Linked DNA regions of Homo sapiens: all the other regions are linked to region 4. The links are chromatin contacts, found by Hi-C or POLR2A ChIA-PET in ENCODE. All regions are on one chromosome and are shown on one strand. The core of a region is the stretch at or near the end of the contact, and the rest is flanking DNA. Distances in the headings are between cores, read along the strand shown. Region 1 holds the start of CHST7 (carbohydrate sulfotransferase 7). Region 2 holds the start of KDM6A (lysine demethylase 6A). Region 3 holds the start of ZNF674-AS1 (ZNF674 antisense RNA 1). Region 4 overlaps MIR222HG (miR222/221 cluster host gene). Region 5 overlaps KDM6A (lysine demethylase 6A). Region 6 overlaps SLC9A7 (solute carrier family 9 member A7). Region 7 overlaps SLC9A7 (solute carrier family 9 member A7).

What was found. A loop is a pair of places that touch in the nucleus more often than their neighbours do. ChIA-PET counts read pairs that join two places held with the same protein, here RNA polymerase II (POLR2A). Pooled maps may share reads with other maps.
Region 1: a loop to region 4 is called in a map with no recorded cell type, with 6 times the contacts of the local background. The contact joins the promoter of CHST7 here to the enhancer-like site in region 4. A Hi-C loop is called at or near these places in 17 of 37 single-sample maps with no recorded cell type and 12 of 50 pooled maps.
Region 2: a loop to region 4 is called in a map of B cell, with 14 times the contacts of the local background. The contact joins the promoter of KDM6A here to the enhancer-like site in region 4. A Hi-C loop is called at or near these places in 1 of 168 maps with a recorded cell type or tissue (B cell), 5 of 37 single-sample maps with no recorded cell type and 9 of 50 pooled maps. POLR2A ChIA-PET finds 5 or more read pairs at or near these places in 1 of 52 experiments (BJ).
Region 3: a loop to region 4 is called in a map of natural killer cell, with 5 times the contacts of the local background. The contact joins the promoter of ZNF674-AS1 here to the enhancer-like site in region 4. A Hi-C loop is called at or near these places in 2 of 168 maps with a recorded cell type or tissue (CD8-positive, alpha-beta T cell and natural killer cell), 1 of 37 single-sample maps with no recorded cell type and 7 of 50 pooled maps.
Region 5: a pooled map shows a loop between it and region 4 (7-fold over the local background). The contact joins two enhancer-like sites. A Hi-C loop is called at or near these places in 4 of 37 single-sample maps with no recorded cell type and 5 of 50 pooled maps.
Region 6: a pooled map shows a loop between it and region 4 (13-fold over the local background). The contact joins two enhancer-like sites. A Hi-C loop is called at or near these places in 17 of 37 single-sample maps with no recorded cell type and 8 of 50 pooled maps.
Region 7: a map with no recorded cell type shows a loop between it and region 4 (12-fold over the local background). The contact joins two enhancer-like sites. A Hi-C loop is called at or near these places in 7 of 37 single-sample maps with no recorded cell type and 7 of 50 pooled maps. POLR2A ChIA-PET finds 5 or more read pairs at or near these places in 1 of 52 experiments (activated B cell).

The regions. Positions count from the first base shown.
Region 1 is chrX:46,572,372-46,575,071 of GRCh38, reverse strand. It overlaps CHST7 (carbohydrate sulfotransferase 7), which reads right to left and starts at 1,307. Exons shown (of 2, transcript NM_019886.4): 1 at 1-1,307. The coding sequence starts at 1,140. RefSeq lists silencers at 60-119, 240-289.
Region 2 is chrX:44,871,937-44,874,636 of GRCh38, reverse strand. KDM6A (lysine demethylase 6A) reads right to left here and starts at 1,449. Exons shown (of 30, transcript NM_001291415.2): 1 at 925-1,449; 2 at 650-713. The coding sequence starts at 1,085. RefSeq lists silencers at 450-549, 560-639, 680-939, 1,280-1,509, 1,760-2,259.
Region 3 is chrX:46,544,105-46,546,804 of GRCh38, reverse strand. ZNF674-AS1 (ZNF674 antisense RNA 1) reads right to left here and starts at 1,315. Exons shown (of 2, transcript NR_015378.3): 1 at 1,178-1,315; 2 at 1-339. It overlaps ZNF674 (zinc finger protein 674), which reads left to right and starts at 1,384. Exons shown (of 6, transcript NM_001190417.2): 1 at 1,384-1,434; 2 at 2,194-2,304. RefSeq lists enhancers at 1,046-1,195, 811-2,010.
Region 4 is chrX:45,757,015-45,759,805 of GRCh38, reverse strand. It overlaps MIR222HG (miR222/221 cluster host gene), which reads left to right. Exons shown (of 2, transcript NR_170290.1): 2 at 1-2,791. Among named protein-coding and RNA genes, the nearest start is that of MIR222, 11 kb to the right of the region's middle. Within about 2 kb of position 1,390, at least 12 of the 41 ENCODE cell types and tissues checked have a DNase peak (open chromatin) inside an H3K27ac peak, as active enhancers do; they include B cell, CD8-positive, alpha-beta T cell and natural killer cell, where a contact is called at or near this core.
Region 5 is chrX:44,902,880-44,905,598 of GRCh38, reverse strand. All of the region lies in intron 2 of KDM6A (lysine demethylase 6A), which reads right to left. Among named protein-coding and RNA genes, the nearest start is that of KDM6A, 31 kb to the right of the region's middle. Within about 2 kb of position 1,343, at least 4 of the 41 ENCODE cell types and tissues checked have a DNase peak (open chromatin) inside an H3K27ac peak, as active enhancers do.
Region 6 is chrX:46,712,360-46,715,107 of GRCh38, reverse strand. The region is part of intron 1 of SLC9A7 (solute carrier family 9 member A7); the gene reads left to right. Among named protein-coding and RNA genes, the nearest start is that of SLC9A7, 45 kb to the left of the region's middle. RefSeq lists an enhancer at 864-963. Within about 2 kb of position 1,412, at least 3 of the 41 ENCODE cell types and tissues checked have a DNase peak (open chromatin) inside an H3K27ac peak, as active enhancers do.
Region 7 is chrX:46,627,880-46,630,579 of GRCh38, reverse strand. All of the region lies in intron 14 of SLC9A7 (solute carrier family 9 member A7), which reads left to right. Among named protein-coding and RNA genes, the nearest start is that of CHST7, 55 kb to the right of the region's middle. Within about 2 kb of position 1,364, at least 17 of the 41 ENCODE cell types and tissues checked have a DNase peak (open chromatin) inside an H3K27ac peak, as active enhancers do.

The DNA.
Region 1 (2,700 bases), core at 58-2,557, 820 kb before region 4:
CCGCACCAGGTCCTCATAGCGCAGCCTCAGGTAGCGGCGCCGCAGCCAGGCGGGCGCGCCGCGCGCGAAAAGCAGATCGCGCAGCCAGGCTTCGCAGATCACCTCGAGCGCACCGGTCAGGAAGAAATCGGCGCGCGGCGCGGCGGGCAGCGCGCGAGACTGGCCCCCGGGGCGAGCACCCACGCCGTGCGCCAGCAGCACACGGTGGAAGCGGTCGCCCCTCTGGCGGGTGCGCAGCACCTGGATGCTCTCGCGCAGCAGTCCCTGCCTAGACTTGAGGCGCGAGTTGTGCACCGCCCTCGGGTCGCGGAAAAGCTGCACCACCTTCAGGTTGAGGCCTGGATCACGCAACAGGGGCACCAGCACGCCCAGATCGAGCAGGCGCACGTCCTTGATGACCACCACCGGGTACTTTCGGCACTCGGCCTCCAGGGCGCGTATCGCCACGGGTGGGCAGCTGCGCTCGCAGGCGGTGTCCTCGACGAGGCCCACCTCGGCCCGGGCACGGGGTGCGCCAGGACACAGTGGCGGCGAGCAGATGACCTTGTTAGTCCGCCAGCGGAAGAGGGCGGCCGTGGTAAGATTGGCCGTGTCCGGGGCGCGCGCAGCGGGGTCCCCCGGCGGCGCGTACAGCCGCAGCACGGAGAAGTCGCAGCGGAAGAGCGAACGCAGCATGTCGCGCAGCGCGCCCTGCAAGCTCTCGGCGTCGCCCGGATACAGCGCCTGCCATAGATGCCACATGGGCTCATACAAGTAGAAAACGTCCGGGTGCTGGTTAAAGAGTTCGCCCAGGAAGGACGAGCCGGTGCGCCAGGTGGCATGCACGTAGATGTGCTGCTTCTCGCGAGACACTGCCTCCCCGACAGCGCCGCTGAGGTTGCTTGGGAACCGAGGAGACTGGTTCGCGCCCCCTTCCTCGGCGGCCCGCGCCTCCGCTCCCTGCTCGCGTTCGCCGGCCGCCGCCGCCTCCAGGCTCCACACTCCCAGGCTGCGCTGCAGGCCGGGGCAGTGCTCGGCGCCCTTGTCCCCGTCGCGGCCGCCGTCCAATACGGAGGGGACGAGCAACAGCACCAGCGTGTACAGCACCAACAGCAGCGCGAACTTGCAGTACTCTCGGCGTCGCCGCCGCCGGCCCTTCATCGTTCACCGACCCTCCAGAGCGGGTCGGGCGCCAGTCTTCTCCCGTTCCTCAGAAATCCCGTGCCAGGTCCGCTCCTGTGGCCTCTCCCGGCCCCTCTGCGCCGGGAGGAGCAGAGCCGCGGGGCCGCGCATCCACAAGGGGAAACTTGGAAGGCGGTGGTGCTACTGACGGCGCCCCTGCCCTCTCGGCTTAGCAGCCGGAGAGCCGCCTATTGGCCGGCTTGGCAGCCGCCCGCCCCGCCTTTCTGCCCGCCTGGGTTCGCCCACGGCTCTGCCAGATCTGGGCGGGGCTGTAGCGGGGCTGGGACGCCGGCTTACCCAGCCAGACCCCCACCTTTCCCCAAACCCTCCGTAATGAAGTCTTCATCAATGACTTCAGGCAAAGGAGGGGCCTGTGTGTACAGAATGTACCCAGTAAAGGGCCATAGACCCCACCCGGAGAAGGTCACTGCCTCTTCTGTTTTATGTCCCCTGCCTAGCCATCGCTATCCTAGGCAGATAAACACTCGCCACTATACATCCAGCGCCCCCATCAGCCCTGGAGTGGGTGTTACTGAGTTCCGGACTGAAAGATAGAAGATTGTACGTGGCAGAGCGGTCCAGGGGGGTTGGAGATACTACTGCATCCACGCAGCACATTTCATAAAGTCTAGCCTTTGTGAAATTCTAAGTGTTGTGTTCCTTAGGGTTTCACCAGCTGATGGGCTCTGCACATTTTACCAATACTCTGGGGCCCAGTTTGGTCATTTGTAAAATGTGAATAATTCTTAGTACCCATGTACCTCCTGGGATTGCGAGATTTGGGGGTTGTTACCACAGTATAACCCAGCCTATTCTGACACCTATGAGCAAAAGACATTTACAGAATCAAAGTGGTAGAATGGTGACCTTTCTCAGGAGCTCGGTGTTTAAAAGGACCCGTAAGAAGAAATGTGTACCCAAAGATAGATGAAAAAGAGACAGGAAGTCCAACAGGCAGATGAAGACTAGAGTTACTAAAATTCAAAACAGAACCAAAAAAGATACATTTTGCTCTGTTTCATCAGGCTAATGAATAAGGAAGTGAGAGCTTCCTTTCACCAGCTTGGGGAAGGTGTTGTAAAGTTAATAAAACATAGAAAGCATATCTACTTATCTCCACCAGGGGAAGGTGTTCAAATTGGAAGAGTGAGAACATATGCAATGCTCTCCACTGGTCTTTTTCATCACGGAAGCTACTCCACCTGTGAAACCACTGACTCAAGCATTTCGTTTTCTTTCCACAATTCCCCTCTTCTTCCAGCCAGTTGTTCAAATCTTCCCTATTCTCCAACCTCCACTTTTTGACCACCACCCCCACTTTCTTCTCAATTTTTCATATTCAGCTGAAAGATGCCATACCATTATTTTAATAACACTCCCTCCAATAAGCTAAACTCACGTGCCCTCTGCCTTTTCATTACTCATCTAGCAAAATCCCCCAAACCCTGCTTTTGGCTTTCTCTGTGCCTGCAAACACCACTGCGAAACATTTCTCCACAGGTGTGAGCCAGGCACAGTGGCTCACGCCTGTAATCTCAG
Region 2 (2,700 bases), core at 200-2,699, 890 kb after region 4:
AGGAAATGAGGCTCCAGGAAGAGAACACGTTTACAAATAACTACGGTATTTCTATGCCAAAAAGACCCAAAAAGTAAACAAGTCACCTAACTTCAGGTAACACACACTGCAATCGAGATACATGTCAACAGCCCAATGCAAACTCTTCACCGACCTAAACTCCGTGAAACTTCCCCCTTCTGGGAGCGGGGACACAAGAAAGCCTAAAACATTTGGTTAGCAGTAGGCATCACGAACAGCCTGCTTGAAGGAAAAGAATTTTTTTAAACCCGTAGAGGCAAGTTAAGTCCGAAATTTGGGAAAATCTGAACACACTCACGATCCCTTGACCCTAAACAGGCACCTCGAAGATCATCGGCCTACCCTCAAAAAGCTGTAAAATAGCAGGCAGTTGTGTCGACCCAGTTGAGCCCGGCCCCAAAGCGATCCCGTCTCTGTTCCTCCAGCTACAAGAGGAAAAGAGCGATTTCGCAAGGGAGCAAGCAGGGTACCCGGGGGTGGGGGGAGAGCAGAGGCAGGAAATAGTTTCCGGAAGCCCCTCGACCATCGTCCGTGGCCACAATGAGCACAGACCCGGCCGCGGGGCCCGGGGCGAGCGCGGCGCCGGCCAGGGAGACGGTGTCCGCGCTCCGACTCGCAGCTGCCTTACCTTGCCCAGTAGGGCCTTCGTCCTGGCGCCATCTTCATGAAATCTCACGAACCCAAAGAGGCGGCTGTGGAGACAGACACAGTTTACTCGTTAACGCTCAGGGAACGCCACCGACCCGTCCCTGCCCGAGCCCGAGGCCCCAGCGGAGGCGGCGCGAAGAGCGCCAAACCGAGGTGCCCGCCCCGCCGCCGCCAGAGACAAGCCGCGCTCGGTCCTCCCGGGAGAGCGGCTACTGCCCGTCCGGAGCCGACCGGGCGAGTGACGGCGGCCCGTACCTGTCCAGTCCGCCGAGCGCCTCCCTCTCCTCGGCTGTCAGGCTGGGGGACGCCTCCTCGCTCTCGCCGCTCGCTTTTCCCGCCGCCATTTTCTTTTCCTCATCACCGAAAGCGGCGGCGGCAGCGGCGGCGGTAGCGAGCGACACTCCGCAGGATTTCATGGAAACGCAGCGAATTCACAACTCCAACGCCGACACCCCCCCTCGGACCGGGGCCCGCAGTGACGCCCCCAATCTGCGCGCGGGACCAGCACACCAACTTTATCGCCGCCTCCTCCTCCGCCGCGGGCGGCGGCGACGAAAAATCCCAACGCGGCGGCGGTGAAGGCGGCGGCGGCGGCGGCAGGGGCTGCGGAGCCCCCGGGTCGGCAGCGGCGGCTTTCGGCTGTAGGGTCACATCGCGGGGTTGGGCAGGGGGCAGCCACAGGCGGGGACGGCGGGAACGGCCGGAGCGCGCGGGGCTGGGGAGCACTGAGGGGATTCGTTGGAGACACAAACTTCCCCGGCACCAGCACAAAGTTGTTGTAATTGTGTCACACAGCGAACCCCACGCCGCCGCCGTGACCCCCCCTCCCCGCCCGGCTGGCGCCACCAATCGGCGCGGCCCGCACGCCTCACGTGACCTTTGTTGACTCACGTCAGCCGTGGCTCCACTTAACTTGCTAGCTGCCCGAGCCCCGCCCACCGAGGCCGCCACCGAGATGGGAGCGGGACGCAGGCCAATTCTAGCCGGTGGTTGGCTGCTGGGCGCGTCTGTCGGGGGAAGGGTTGTCACCGAGAGGGAGCTTCCTGTTAGGTTGTGCTGGTTAAATACACTGGGGCAGAGAATGGAGGGTCCGGGCCGTGTCACCTCGGGAACCGCGGCGGGCTCTGGAGGGGGAGGGGAGTGGTGGGGAAGGGCGAGGTCCGGCACCGCCCGCGGCGGGCGCGAGCGGCGGGCGAAGACGCCAAGGACGGCATTTGCCTGCCCGCGAGCTCTGGGATGTGCCCAGACCGCGGCTCCGGCCGTCCCGCGCGCGCTCCAGGGGTCCCGGGACCCCACAGGGCCTGGTACAGGTCGCGTAGCCGGGAGGCGGCGCACGGCCCTCGACCTCTGCCCTCCGAAGAAGGCTCAGACTTTTGGCACTGCTGGAAATAATGGCCTCCGCGAGGAGGGCGCTCGGGGAGCGGCTGCCGGTCCCGTGCCCCGCGGTCCGGGTGCCGCCCTAGGCCAGACCTGCGCTGGCAGCCCCGATCACCTCACCCGCGCCGAAAGTGAAGGGGGAAGGGCTCCCCTGACCCCCGCCCATACGCCCCAGGCCGGAGGGAATGAAGAGTCGCCCGCGGGGCCTGGCTTGCCGACCATGGCTCCCCACCGCCAAAGGTCTGTCTGTTGGCGGCACTTTGGGGCCAGATTTTCGTGCTGTGTTTACCCTGTGTCTTATCAGTAGTTCATTACAGTCTTACAAGAAAAAGCAATGAGAAATTGTGAAGCGGGATCTGCAGAATGTTGGGTTCTATTGCCATGATTTCAGTGGAGCCTTCTTACAAAAGTAGGGGCTGCTTGTGGACAGACCTGAGAGAAGACATAATTAAATCATCACAGCTGGTGGCCCAAGAAATCCTTTCTATCCCCCAAAACCTGCAGGTTTGTAACCCCTAGACAACAGTAACATTTTGTTGTTCTGTCTCTCAGGTGCAGGGGAAAGGCTTTAGTCTGACTTTTAATCTTTACTATAGGTGAAAAAAAAATAGGCCTTTCGACTACTCTTCTCAAAAGGCAAATTTATTTACTAAG
Region 3 (2,700 bases), core at 66-2,565, 790 kb before region 4:
CTGCAGTTTGCAATTTCTTTACTCTCCTCAGGACATATTAACCCTATCATACTATTAACCCTTTTCTGCCTACTGATAGTGATATCTGAAAAGGTTATCAAATCACCTCTCCTCTAGAAATAAATAGGTTGGTATCTCTAAACCTGGCCATCAGTAACACATACACATGAAATTCTGAATGAGCAGTAATTCACTGCTCACATGTCCAAGGGAAAACAGGCTCTTTTCCTGGGACTTGTACAGGAGGCTTGGAGAGAGTCACTTCCCAGGGTCTGGCTGTATTGAGTTTGCAGATTTAGGTTGTAACTCATCCAAACTATCTGGGGAATGCAAGTTAACCTGAGAGGAGAAAGAGAAAGAGGAAAAACACTCATGTTCAAATGGAAATTAAATACGTGTCTGATAGATTACACAAATGTCTTGGACACATCTATGAACAGTGTCTGGCACCAGCTGGCTCTAGCACAGAAGGGTTTGCTGTGTACCTGAGGGAGACTCTGTCATACTTGACCCAAAGAGGCCCGCTTGGTGACCAGGCAGGCATAGTAAGCATGGAGAACAACACTTGTTCTCTTTCTCCCAGACCCAGACAGGAAACAGAAAACTTTCCTCAAGTTTACTACAGGCCTTTTTAGCGGGCCATGTTGCCACTGGCTGGCATTCTCAGAGAAAACACCTCTCCGCTAAAAAGTAAAATCCAGATTCTCCCAGGGTGTCTAAGATCCTAGGAACCGGAGCCCCACCACTGGGTAGAGAACAATCAGAATGAGGCTTTCTTCCCTCACTTCGGGAGGTTGCTGGCTCTGAAGCCCGGCTCCAAAGCCCCTCTTCCAGGCCACTTCCCCGACTGAGCCAGACCTGTTGCTCTTAGGACGCTCTGAGCCAGGCCTAGGGCCCCGCTCCATGTGGCCTGCCTGGACCCTAGAGGGCCGCGCTCTGGAGCTGCCACAGATGCCAGAGGCGCGACTCTTTTTCCTATTCCTAGGAGCGGAAGACAGAAACAGTGGCCTTGGGGACAGAGGGGTGGGAACACCCCACGTCCACTGCAAGAGAACGAAGTGGAAGAAGGGATTTCGGCTTCGGAGCCGGCAGGGGCCTGGGCACTGGAAAGCCCGCGCGGAGTTCTCTCGCCTCTCGCCGCCCAGGTACGCCTCCCCGGACCTTTTGTACGACTTACCGTTGGAAATGGTCACACATTCCTTCTCCCCTTAGAGCGAACACTGTCATAACCACTGAAGCGCGGGCCGAGGAGCGCCACATCGGCCACAGGCTTTGTTGCCCCGCCTTCAAAGCCACTGCGCGTGCGCATTGCTTTGACTTCACGTTCCCAGGGGGCTGTGGGAAGCGGAAATGCTCGGCTGACCCGGAGGGTGGCGCTTCGTTCACACTGGCTGTTGTCATCCGCCCCTGAGGTTTCAGGCTGTCGGCAGTGAAGTAAGCGGGAGGGTGAGGTGGTGATGGTTTTGATCGGGGGAAGGGGGGACGGGAGGAATGACGGGAGTTTACGGGGCCGTGGGGTCATGGGGCCACGGGTGAGCGTCCTTGTGGGGATTGAGTGACACAGGCGGTGGGCGTGAGTGTTGGGGGCGAGGTTCGGGGCCAGCGAGTGACTAATTGATTGAGTCACTCAGCGCTTGTATCCTCACCCGGTGGTAACTGCCAGACACTCTTGCAAATGTTTCACATTAGCAGGAGCCCTGTGAGGTGTTACGATGATTATTTTCATGTTATAGAGAGAAAACGGTACAGTGTGGCTTGGCAACCTGTCCAAAGTCCCGTAGGTAGCAAACCCGAGGAATCCTTTTTCTTTTTCTTTTCCTGTACTTTGTTTATCATGTTTATTGTTTCCAGTGTGTCTCTTCCTCCAGACTAGAAATCTGGAGCTGGGAATTTGAGATTTTGTTCACTGATGGATTTGCAACACGGAGAACCGGCTCATGGAAGGCAATCATTTCTTCAGTGAATAAAAGTGGCACAGCAGCCAGTCAGTTGATTCCAAAGCCCGGACTCAGGAAGGCAGGGTTTCGCTCACTGAGGATAATTGAGCTGTGCATGAATGTTAACTCTTAAAACTAGAATGAGGGGTTGTCCCTCTTCTGTTGGGTAAAAACCTTTGGGTTTCACTCAACTTCACTGCATGGAAGGGAGCATAGGTGTTGCTAATTGAATCTCCTGTGGTCATTGTGTTTCCAGGGTCAGAGTGCAGACCTGAGACCACTGCTCACCGATTTCAGACTCCAGTTTATCTGTGCCTCGGCTTCCCCACTTAGTCGCAGAAGACTTAGGCTGAGGCCCCAGGAAGAGGTGAGTTCCCTGGGTCACAGGCAGAGATCTAGTGCTATAGTGATGGCCCCAACTGGGGTGTGTTTGTCTCTGAATCCCTTGGTCCTGCCGCCTTGGACACAAGAGAGGTACGCTGAGCTGAGGCGAGTTGGAGGAGAAGCCTCAGCAAGAGCCCAGACCCAGATCCTCAGAGCAAAGGAGGCTCACGGGACAGCAGGTCCTAGAAGAGCTGGACCCGTAGTGGCCTTTGTCCCTCACTTCAGCTGAGACAGAGCAAAGCTGGCTCTACTTCCAGGTGCCATGGAGGACCATGTGACAGTGCAGTTTGATTCCTGCTGGAGGAGGGACAGGTGAAAGTCACAGGTGGATGGAGGCATGGATGTCCCCCATGGGGGCAGGTGCCCTGCTGTAGTACCT
Region 4 (2,791 bases), core at 141-2,640:
AAAATAAAGGCAATTGGCCAGGTGGGAAGGGTAAAATTGTTTTATGTACCTTTTCTCTTGTAAAGTTGTGTTAAAAACATTTTTGTAATTTCTTAAAGGTAGAGTTGATTGCCATAATTTGATTGCAGCCCCCTGTCATTACTTCACTATTATACTCGGATACTAAATGCCCCTTACTAAATCTAAGGAAATGGGCAAGTTCTGTCATCTGGGAGTTTACATGTTAAGAGACATTGCACGGGTGAGAACAGACATAAAATGTATATGTAATTATATCGACAACATACAGGGCTTAGAAAGGGGCTTGATAGCCTTTTATAGGTGTCGTCCAGGTTTATCTTACTTGAAATACTGCCTGAGACTCTATACCTAATTCTTATCACATAGCCTTTCTATTAGTCAATGATAGATTTGGGTTGGGTTAACCCTCATATTCTTTTAGCAAGGGACCCACCTGCAGAAAAGAGTTATTATTGGTTTTGTCATTTATAGTTTAGTTCAACAAGACCGGATTTCCTCACCGCCTTTGGCTGAAACTGACTGACTAAATCAGTTTCACTTGTGGGGTAGAGAAATGAGTAATTTGGGAACATAGAGTGTTGTGTGGAGGAGAGCTTAGTTTGCTCCTCTTCATCCTCCCCTTAGGTAAGAAGTCTGCATTGAGAGAGGGAGAAAGATTTGGGACATCATGGGGAAACTGACCCCCTTGGGTGAGACACATTGGGAATTAAGAGAAAGATGTAAAAATGGACCAGGAGAGGATGTACAGAAGCCCCAGGGGAGCCAGAGAATTTCTGGTCCTAAGCTCAAGTGTCAGCCTCAGTTCTGCCTAGCATCTTGGACATGCTGTCCCTGCTGGCTTATCTCCTGTAAGACAAGGGGCATACTCCTGACTTACTGAGCATCCCATCTCAGAGGAGCTGGGAGTACAAGGAATTCAGGAATGGACTTTCAAGACAACATCTAACCCGAGTCTTCTGCAGACATTTCTCTACTGAATCTACTTTCTAAGTGTAGATTAGTGTCTAAGAGATAGACATTAAGTTTCTTTTTCTACCAGCCTCTGACCCCCTTGCTTTGAGGAAAACACATGTGTTGTCCACGAAGTGGTGAGTTCTGTTTGGTCCTTCCTCTAAGATTGGTCCGGGGCTTGAGCCGTTTTGCCCCATGTGCTCTGGGATTTCCCCCGGTTGTCCCCCCATATAAGTAGACAACTTGCTGTCTGTGTTCTAAGACCTTCATATTTTTCCCTTTGACTTGAGTCTGTTCTGGAACAATTGTGTGGTGGCTGGGCACTGCAAAATGAGTCAGTTCCTGCAGTTTGGTTACAAGTTCTCAAAAAGTATTTCAGAATGTGGATGTGGTCAGCAGAGTCATTTTCCAGACATCTAAAAGGAAACCCACATCAACTGTAACAATTGAGCTACGAACCGATGGCTCTACACAACCGAATGGGGCCTGCTTTTCCTCAAAGCCTGTAGGTGCCCTCAAATCTAGCATTCTCTATGGATCGGAAAGGAGAATTCATCTTCATGCTTGTAGATCACATTTTATCTGTTACTGTTGACATAAAAAAATGCGATAGAGGTTTTGGCCTTCATCACCTTTTGAATGTGGGCACAAATTTGACATAAGAAATAATTAGTAAAATGGAATCTATGGGATTAGAGTATAATTAGTGCAAAGTGTGAAATGTGGCTTAGGGATAGATGCTTGGGTAATTGAACTAATGCACGAAGGAGAGGTTAAGATGGTTTGGGTACCGATAGAGTACATCGAAATATGCTTATTTGGTTTACTAATAGTCTGAACCTGTGCAGACTTAGCAGCAATACTGATAAAATATCATTAAATCCTTTTCAAGCTTTAAAAGAAGTTCAGATTTGTCATAACATTTGGAGAATATTTTCGCTCCACACAAGTTTTGGAAAATAATCTTTGTGAATTTTTTTATCCTCTTGGGTATCATGAATTGTAAAATTTTGTTGCAGTTCTCAGTTACCAGTCTTGCTCCACTCATTAAAACTGATGGCATTTTCAATAATAAGAAAACAAAATTTAAAAATGGGTAAACGATTTGAACAGACACTTCACCACAGAAGATACGCAAATGGCAGATAAGCACAAGAAAAAATCTTTTCAATGTCATTAGTGAAACACAAGTCAAAACCACAGTGAGGTACTGCTACACACCTATCTGAATGGCTAAAATTTAAGAAGCCAGCCATGCCAACTGTTGGTAAGGATGTGTAGGATTTAGAACTCTCATGTAAAATGATACAAACATGTCAAACATACACCTATCATATGATTCAGCTGTTTCACTCCCAGAGAAAAGAAAGCATGTGCTCACCTGAAGACTCGTACGTGAATATGCATAGTAGTTTTATTAGTAATAGCTAAAAGCTGGAAACAATCCTAATGTCTATCAACAGGTAAATGGATAAACAAATTGTGGTGTATCTGTATGATGGATACTACTCAATAATAAGAAGGAATGAACTATTGATACCTTCAATAACATGGATGACCCTAACCCATGAGAGTCATATCATATGATTCCATGTATACAGAATTCTGGAAAATGTGAAAGCAGATCAGTGGTTACCTGGGGTAGGGGAGATGGGGGTGGCAAGAAAGGGGTTACAAAAAGGCCCGAGAAAACTTCCGGGCTGGTGGATAATTTCTGTCTTGTGTTGATGGTTTCATGGGTGTATATATGTCAAAACTTATCAAATTATACAATTTGAATATGTGCAGTTTATCGTATGTCAGTTATTCCTTAATTCTT
Region 5 (2,719 bases), core at 94-2,593, 850 kb after region 4:
AGGGACAAAAATAAAAGAACTACAAAAAAATCCTCAAGCTACAATTCGAAACCACGTACAGTCATGCATCCCTTAAGACCAGGATATATCCTGATAAATGCAACATTAGGCAATTTCATCCCTCTGCAAACACAATAGAGTATACTTACACAAACCTAGATGGTATATCCTACTACACACCTAGGCTACAAATCTGGCACAGCATGTTACTGTACTGAATACAACAGACCAATGTAACACAGTGGTAAATATTTGTGTCTAAACATATCTAAACATAGAAAAGGTACAGTAAAAATATGGTATTATAATCTTACGGAACCAACCTTACCATCATTGACCAAAATATTGTTACATGGCAGATGACTGTAGCTCATGGTAGTGCTGGTACTGTTATTCCAACACTGTTAATGTATGTAGTATGTGATAAAGAAACTGAGTCATTATGTTGTCTTTGAGAACCAAAATTTTCAACATAGAAGAAAAGACATATTTAAAATTGATAACAAAACATTGTAGTCCTGAATTTGAACTGAAAGATCTGTGTGAAATCATAATTTTAAAACCTTCAGAAAGAAATGAAGCGTGACATCAGCAAAAATGGTGGCTTAAGAACCTCTAACAATTCCTCTCCCATGAGAAAACGAGCAAATAGTTTCAGAATTAACTTTATAATAACTCTGGAAACGAATCAAAGGCTTGCAGGAATCTTGGAAGCGTTTAGTGAAGAAAAATGGCCAAATCTTAGTAAAAACAGAAAGCTTTGTGGCTTTTTAATTTGCCCTAGTCCCATTTTCTCCATACAGCTCTGCAGTAGACTTGAAAACAAACAGCATAATAGATTTCTGGTAAAATCCAGCAGCCTGAAAAGCCAGCAGAGGGAGTACAATGAGGCTGAAGCTCCATCAAAGCCTCATTCCCAGAAAATTCACCTGTATAAATGTTCCCTGGAAGATCCCTCTTGCAAAGCTAGGTATTTCACATAAATAGAGTTCACCAGTGTGAAATCCCTTTACTTGAAGGCCATTTGTTGAAAAGAATTCCAGGGAATTGTTTAGCTTAGAGGCTGGCTAAAGCAGTGGATAACAACAGAGACAAACAAAAGACCAACCAAAAACTTCAGAAGGAAAAGCAGGAGACTGAGATGTCTGTAAGAGTTTTAAAAGCTCCAACAAAAATATGAAAAACCTAATAATCAAGAAAGCCAAGCACAGATAAGGGGCTGTGTGCACGCCCAGAAAAATCTGAGAAGTCCCCAGGTGCTCACCTCCGCTTTACCATGAGGCTCTGCACAATCAAAATAATGGCTATGGCAATGTTGTCAACTGACTGCACAGAACACCCTTCAGCAAAGACTGGGAGACTTAGTGGTCCCAGACAGTTGAGGAAGTCACTCACTAAAATAAACAAGGAGAGAATTCAGTGGTAATACATAACAAAGAACACAGACTTTTAAAAATTAATTCAGAGAAGTCACTAAACAAAGAAACAACTACAAGAAACAAAAGCCAATACTGCAAAGGGGGAACCTTCTGCTTTCAGTTTCTACATTACAATAAAACGTCCAGTTTTCAACCAAAAATTGTGAGACATAAAACGATCCAGCCATAGAACAAAAAGCAATCAACAGAAACCATCCCAGGGAAAGCCCAGATGAGCTTACTAGACAAAACTTTAAAAGTCAGCTATTATAAACATGACCTCAAGTAAACAAAAATATGAAAAACATCTTTTACATAAAGTAAAATATGTCTCAAGAACTAAAGTATAAGGTCAATATATCAAAGAATAAAGAATATCAACAAAGAGAAATTATATTTTAATAGGACAAAATAGAAAATATAACTGAAATAAAGAATTCACTAAAGAGGCTCGACAGCCTCAAATATTCTAGTGAATATTTGAACAGGCAGGAAGTATCCAGGAACTTGAAGAGAGGTAACTGGGATTATCTAGTCCAGTAACAGAAAGAAAATAAGAAAGAAAAATTAACAGAGTCTCAGAAACCTGAGCAACACCATGAAGTTTACCAAAACATGCAAAATTGAAGTCACAGAAGAAGGAGAGGGGAAAAACATTTAAAGAAATAATGGCTGAAAGTTTTCCAAATGTAATAAAAAAAATTAATCTCACGTCCAAAAAGCTCAATGAATTCCAAACAGATTAAACTCACAGTTCTACACTGAGACACATTATAGTCAAACTGTCAAAAGACAATGACAGAATCTTGAAAACACGAAAGAAGTGACTCATCACATACAAGCGATCCTCATCAAACACTGTGGAGGCCAGAAGGCAATGGGATGACGTGGTAAAAGTGTTGAAAGGAAAAAACAGTCAACCAAGAATTCTAGATTCAGCAAAACTATCCTTAATTACAAAGGGGAAATTAAGACATTACTATATAAACAAAAACTGAATTTGTCACTAGGAAAATACAAAAGGCAGTCATCCAGGTTGAAAGGGTGCTAGACAATAACTAAAATTCACAAGAAAAAACAAGAGTACCAGTAAAAGTAATTCTCAGGTGCAATGATCTTAATGTGTCCCTACAAGATTAATATATTGAAACTTAATCGCCAATGTGATAGCATTAAGAGGTAAGGCCTTTATGAGGTGATTAACTTATGAAAGCAAAGCCCTCATGAATGGGATTAATAACCTAAAAGAGGTCTGAGAAAGCTATTCATCCCTTTGCCCTACTGCTTTTTGTCACATAAAG
Region 6 (2,748 bases), core at 163-2,662, 960 kb before region 4:
CTGGGAACATAATCCAAGTGGAAAGGAATTTTGTCAAGATGGAATAATTTAATCTAGCGCAATGTCTGATATATAGTACATGCTCAATAAGTATTAATTTGCTTGATGAATGAATCTCTTTCAACAAATTTATCTTCTAGTTTGCCAGTTCTCTCTTTACTGTGTCTAGTCTGCTGTTGAACTTGAAAATGAAATAAAAATGCTAAGGTCATGTTTTTCTTTTCCAGGATTTCTATTGGTTCTTTCTAAACTCACAATCCTCTACTCCACACTACACTCCTTAACCCTTTCCCTGCCTTATTTTTAGCCATAGCACCTACCGTATTCTAACATACCATGTAATCTACTTATTTTGTTTCTTATGTTTCTTCCCTTATTAGAAATATAACGAAGTCCAGAAAAGCAGGAATTTGTATTTGTTTCGTTCACTGACATATATCTCCAAACACTAGAACAGTGCCTGGGACATAGTAGGATCTCAAAAAATATTTGTCGGGGATCTCAAAAAATATTTGTCGGGGATCTCAAAAAATATATGTGTTGTCCATAAGTATGGAGGCAATAGTGAAACCTGCCAAATTAGATTGGGGTGGAGATGAGGTCCTTGTAGAGTCCAGTAGGAAATAAAATTTGGGGAGGGGCTTCATTATGGCCAGATTATATAGAGCATCCTGTGTTGAGGGGAGGTTTGGGGCTTCAACGTAGTAGGCATGTATATTATTTACAAAGCTGAGCCAAATATCCATAATTTACTTGTCATCTGGGAGACATCAGGAAATAGCAGAAAGAACTCTGGCTTTGGAATTGGAAGTATGCAAGTTGGAATCCTACTTCTACAGTTTACCAGCTATGTGGTCTTAGGGCAGTTACTTACTCTTGAAGATCCAGTTTTTTTTTTTAACTGTAAAGTGGTGTTAATAATCCCTACCTCATAAAGTTGTGGTGAAAATTAAGAGATAATATTGTAAGTAAAACCCCTAATACAAAGTGGGTGCCCAGTAAGTAGTTCTTAGACTACACTGACTGATTTGAAACTATTAGCATACTAAAATGTACTTTTTCTGTTTGGGGCACATTACTTAGAGTAGTAGGAAGAAGCAGAAAACATTGAGTATAGTATATTGAGGTAGAGTATTGTAACTGTGGTTTAGGAAAAATAACTACCAACTGTGAGTAAAAATGAAAAGGAAGATACTATATTTGGGTGTTTTACAGTCACGAAAAAAAAAAACCCACAGAAATAACTAGTATCTTTTCACTTCTCCAAAACGTTTTGAAACCTTGAGTTAATTAAGAAGGGAGAGGAAAATCCCCTAATAATACTAGAGTCACTAATAGTGTGGTCTCTGAAAGTACCGAACCACAGGGAAGTCACCGGGTTCTGGAGGAGATCAGCTTTCCTGGAGTGGTCCAGTCCTCATGGATATTCTCTTCTGGGTAGGACCTGCATGTTGACATGAACCTAGGGCACTAACTTGACCCTCCGCAGAAAAAACTTTCAATGTTAAGTCCTCTGCTTGCTAAAGGTCACCCAAGAATATTTCTCCTGGAGAAGCCTTGTGCATTTTCTTTTCTTTTCTTTTGTCTTTTTTTTTTAATTTTTTTTGAGATGGAGTTGTACTCTTGTTGCCCAGGCTGGAGTGCAATGGTGTGATCTCAGCCCACTGCAACCTCCACCTCCCGGGTTCAAGCGATTCTTCTGGCTCAGCCTCCCAAGTAGCTGGGATTACAGGCGCCCGCCACCATGCCCAGCTAGTTTTTTGTATTTTTAGTAGAGACAGGGTTTCACCATGTTGGCCAGGCTGGTCTTGAACTCCTGAGCTCAGATGATCCACCCGCCTCAGGCTCCCAAAGTGCTGGGATTACAGGCATGAGCCACCATGCCCAGCCTGCCTTGTGCATTTTCTATATAACTGGTTGTTAAAGATGTTATCCTTTTTTGCTAATTGACCCATGGATAAGGGGCCATCTGACAGCTTTGAGAATTTAGGATTAAGCAAACATTTATTTCTCTTAACTGGTTATTCCCTCTTATCAGATTATGAGAATTAAATAGCACACAATGCTTCCTTTTTGTTTCAGTTATCAAGAAACTCAGAGCACCATGTAATGCTTGATTACAATAACAAAAAGTCTAGGAGGACCATAAATTTACTTCCTCCTTGTATGCTATAGTTCAGTACTGTCGTTTTCTATTTTAAGTGGCTTGCTGTGTAGAGCATCTTAAAGGCTTTACAAAATAGCCTGAGTATACCTAATTTGGCATTTGACTAATTTAACATTTCCCCAGATGTGACTCAAACATTTTGTAAATGTAGTGAATTTAAAAGACCCAGGTGTCTAGCAGTAGGGACATGGTTTAATAAACTGTGGCATATTAATACACTGCATTTAGAATTTTTATCTTAAATTCTAAAGCAAATCTGTCACTGAGCCCTTATACAAGACTCAGTGCACAATGTATAACTGAACAGCAGTGAACATGAATGAATTTATGTTTCAACGTGAGTAACTGATATGGTTTGGATATTATTTGTCCCCTCCAAATCTCATGTTGAAATGTGACCTCTCATGTTGGAGGTGGGCCTGGTTGGAGGTGTTTTGATTAATGGGGGTGGATCCCTCATAAATGGCTTGGTGCCATCCCTGCCACTAATGAGTGAGTTCTTGATCTGTTAGTTCAGGTGGGATCTGGTTGTTTAAAGAACCTGGCATCTCCCCACTCTCTCACTTGCTCCCTCTCTTCAT
Region 7 (2,700 bases), core at 115-2,614, 870 kb before region 4:
AGTTATGATAGGGGCAGAAATGTGTTACCAATATATTATTTGACCTTGGGAGTCAATAACTATGTCGTTCAGCATTGAATGCCCAGTGCTGAGCACAGTGGCTGGCACATGCAGGAACCTGATAGGTGTTTGTTGGGTGGATGAGGGAATGAGAGAGATGCAGCATGCAACAGGCAGCTTTACTGACCACCTGTGTATGTTGTCCATGAAACCCTATTCTTTTTTTTCCAGTCAGCTTTGAATCTGACTCATCATTGCACTTAATCCTGCAGCAGTCTGCAGCAGACTTCACATTCCATAGGATCTTCTAAATGATTCCATCTACCAAATCAGATTTAATAAGGCTGGCAAAATGTGGTGCTGTGTGGGGTCAATGGGGTGCCACTGTGGCCTTTTGTGGTTTCTTTCTCTTTAAGGGTGGCCACAGCCTGATAAGGCATTTATAGCATTGATGTCCATTCTAGGTCCCTGCTCAAGGGACACAAAGCCATGACCTGGAAAGTTCTGGACATTTTGGGAAGAGTTTTCAATAAGCTTCATTGGAGATTTGGCACCCACTTTAATGAGCTCCAGAAGACCTTTGAGATGATCTTAGAATTGGCCATTATGTCAGTTGGGAGCATGTGGTCTCAGTGAGTTCTCTTTGAAAATTTGCTATTTGACTCTAGCTTTGATTAAGGACTTTAGAAAACAGGAGTTCAGGAACTGAGCACCTCGAGGCTAATTTAGAGTATAACAGTTTGGGAGATCTTGAAACTCAGCCTGAGAAAACCCCAGGGGAAAACATGATGGCCGTCCTTATTTCACCAAAGGAAAGATAATGGCTCTGGTAGGACATGGCTGCCCTATTCTAAAGCATCCTCCACAGAACTGTGGCCAGTCTAGATTAATTTTGTAAGAAAAAAAGGCCAATAGCAGCTGGATCATAAGATTTGGAGAGATTTCATCTTGCTCTGGACCATTCAAAACATCCCCACCCCCTTTGCTGTTTCCCATTGCTCCTACCTCTGCATTCAAGCATCTGTAACAGGAAATAAGTGAAAGGATTTGGCTGGTCATGTAGTAGAACTTACTATGTATCACATGAGCCCTGCGCACTGGGAACACTGGGCTTGTAATTAGATTCAGTAACAAGCTTACTGTCACTTTTCTGTGGAAATGTTTGAGTGAGAAAGCAGCAGGTCCAAAGTGCTGAGGGTTCTTGTATTTAGTCCATGCAGTAACAGCTAAAATAGCCCCCACCCCCAGGTGGAGTGAGTCTCAGGAACCTCCCTGGATGGGCCTGGATGGATGAACTCAGTGTTCCTGTCAGCTCCCAGAGGGCCCCTTGGGCTGAGAGCACCGCACATGTGGTGTTGTGAACGGGCTGGCAGCCACTCGCGCTGCACTCCTAATGGCACCCTGTTTGCCACAGCCCTAGCCAGAAGCTGTGTCACAGCTTCCCCCTGACCTCCTTCCTTCCAGACCTCATACACAGTCATGCAGAGGGCCCCTCAAAGTCAGTTCCACTGACCTTTTGAAAGGTTTTCAAGATTGCTGTCATATGGGGAAAAACATGCAAACTTCAAGCTTGGTTCTCCAGGACACCCTCTTAGAAATGACTCACGCCCTTGTGCAGAGAGGACCTTATTTCTCCAGTTCCTCCTGGTCTGACCTCCTCATTCTAGTGAGCCACTAACAGCAGGGCTCAGTGCACTCTGTGGCCATGAGAAACAGGAAAACAGAAATAAATGGGCTTCTCATTTTTGGGTGAAACCCTGGGTTCTTGCAGTTTCCCCTGAAATAGATCCAGGTCACATGCTCAGTGTTGTCATGAAACTGAAATCAGAGGTAGGGAAAGTCCAGATGTTTGTTCTCCACCAGAGAAAAAAAAGGGCGGTTCTCTTTACCTCATTTTCTAAATAATCTTCCTAAAAACAACAAACAAAAAAGTGACATTTGATGGGAAGGCATGTCTTATAATGAGCACAATTCTCCTCACTGGTCTTGAAGCCCAAGGCTATAAACAGAGTCATGGCTAGGGAGCTACAGAATATTAGCTCATGTGGGAAAAGGAAGGGAGCTGTTGGCTAGAACTTTGCTTCATGTGGGGAAAGCATAAAAATATTGTGGGCAGACTTCAGCTTTGTGTCCCCTGGTAAGTTTGACTCATTAGAACAAAACAAGACAAAAAAAACAAAAAACAAAAAACAAAACTCAGTGCTTTGTTTCTCTGGAGGTCTTGGTGACTTTGCAACCAAAACAAAAACAACCCTAGCTGGAGGCAAGCTGCCCAGCCCTGGGGGTGGCCTCCCACCCCGATAAAGCAGGGGACTTTTCATGCCAGACCAGACAGCTGAGATTTCTGTTGGCCGTACATGCAGACACATCATTCACTTCCTTCCCTGAGTTTACAGAAGAGCACTCATTGATGAGGCCACTTTGGAGCAGCTAAGAGTGTGAATCTGAATTTATCCCAGTTTCACCATATCAACAGGACAAGGTCACAAGCCGGATATTAATGGAGTGTGGAGGAAAGGAAACCACCAATGCCTGTGTATATGCACACGTGTGTGCGTGTCTGTCTGTGTGTATGTAGTGAAAACTGTAGAAAATCAGCAGTTTATTGTTGCGTTCACATATGACTTTCTGAGCAAGTTAGAATCATTTGTTTCTGGGTCCTCCGTGTTTTTTTTTGTTTGTTTTTGTTTCTCCAGGCTG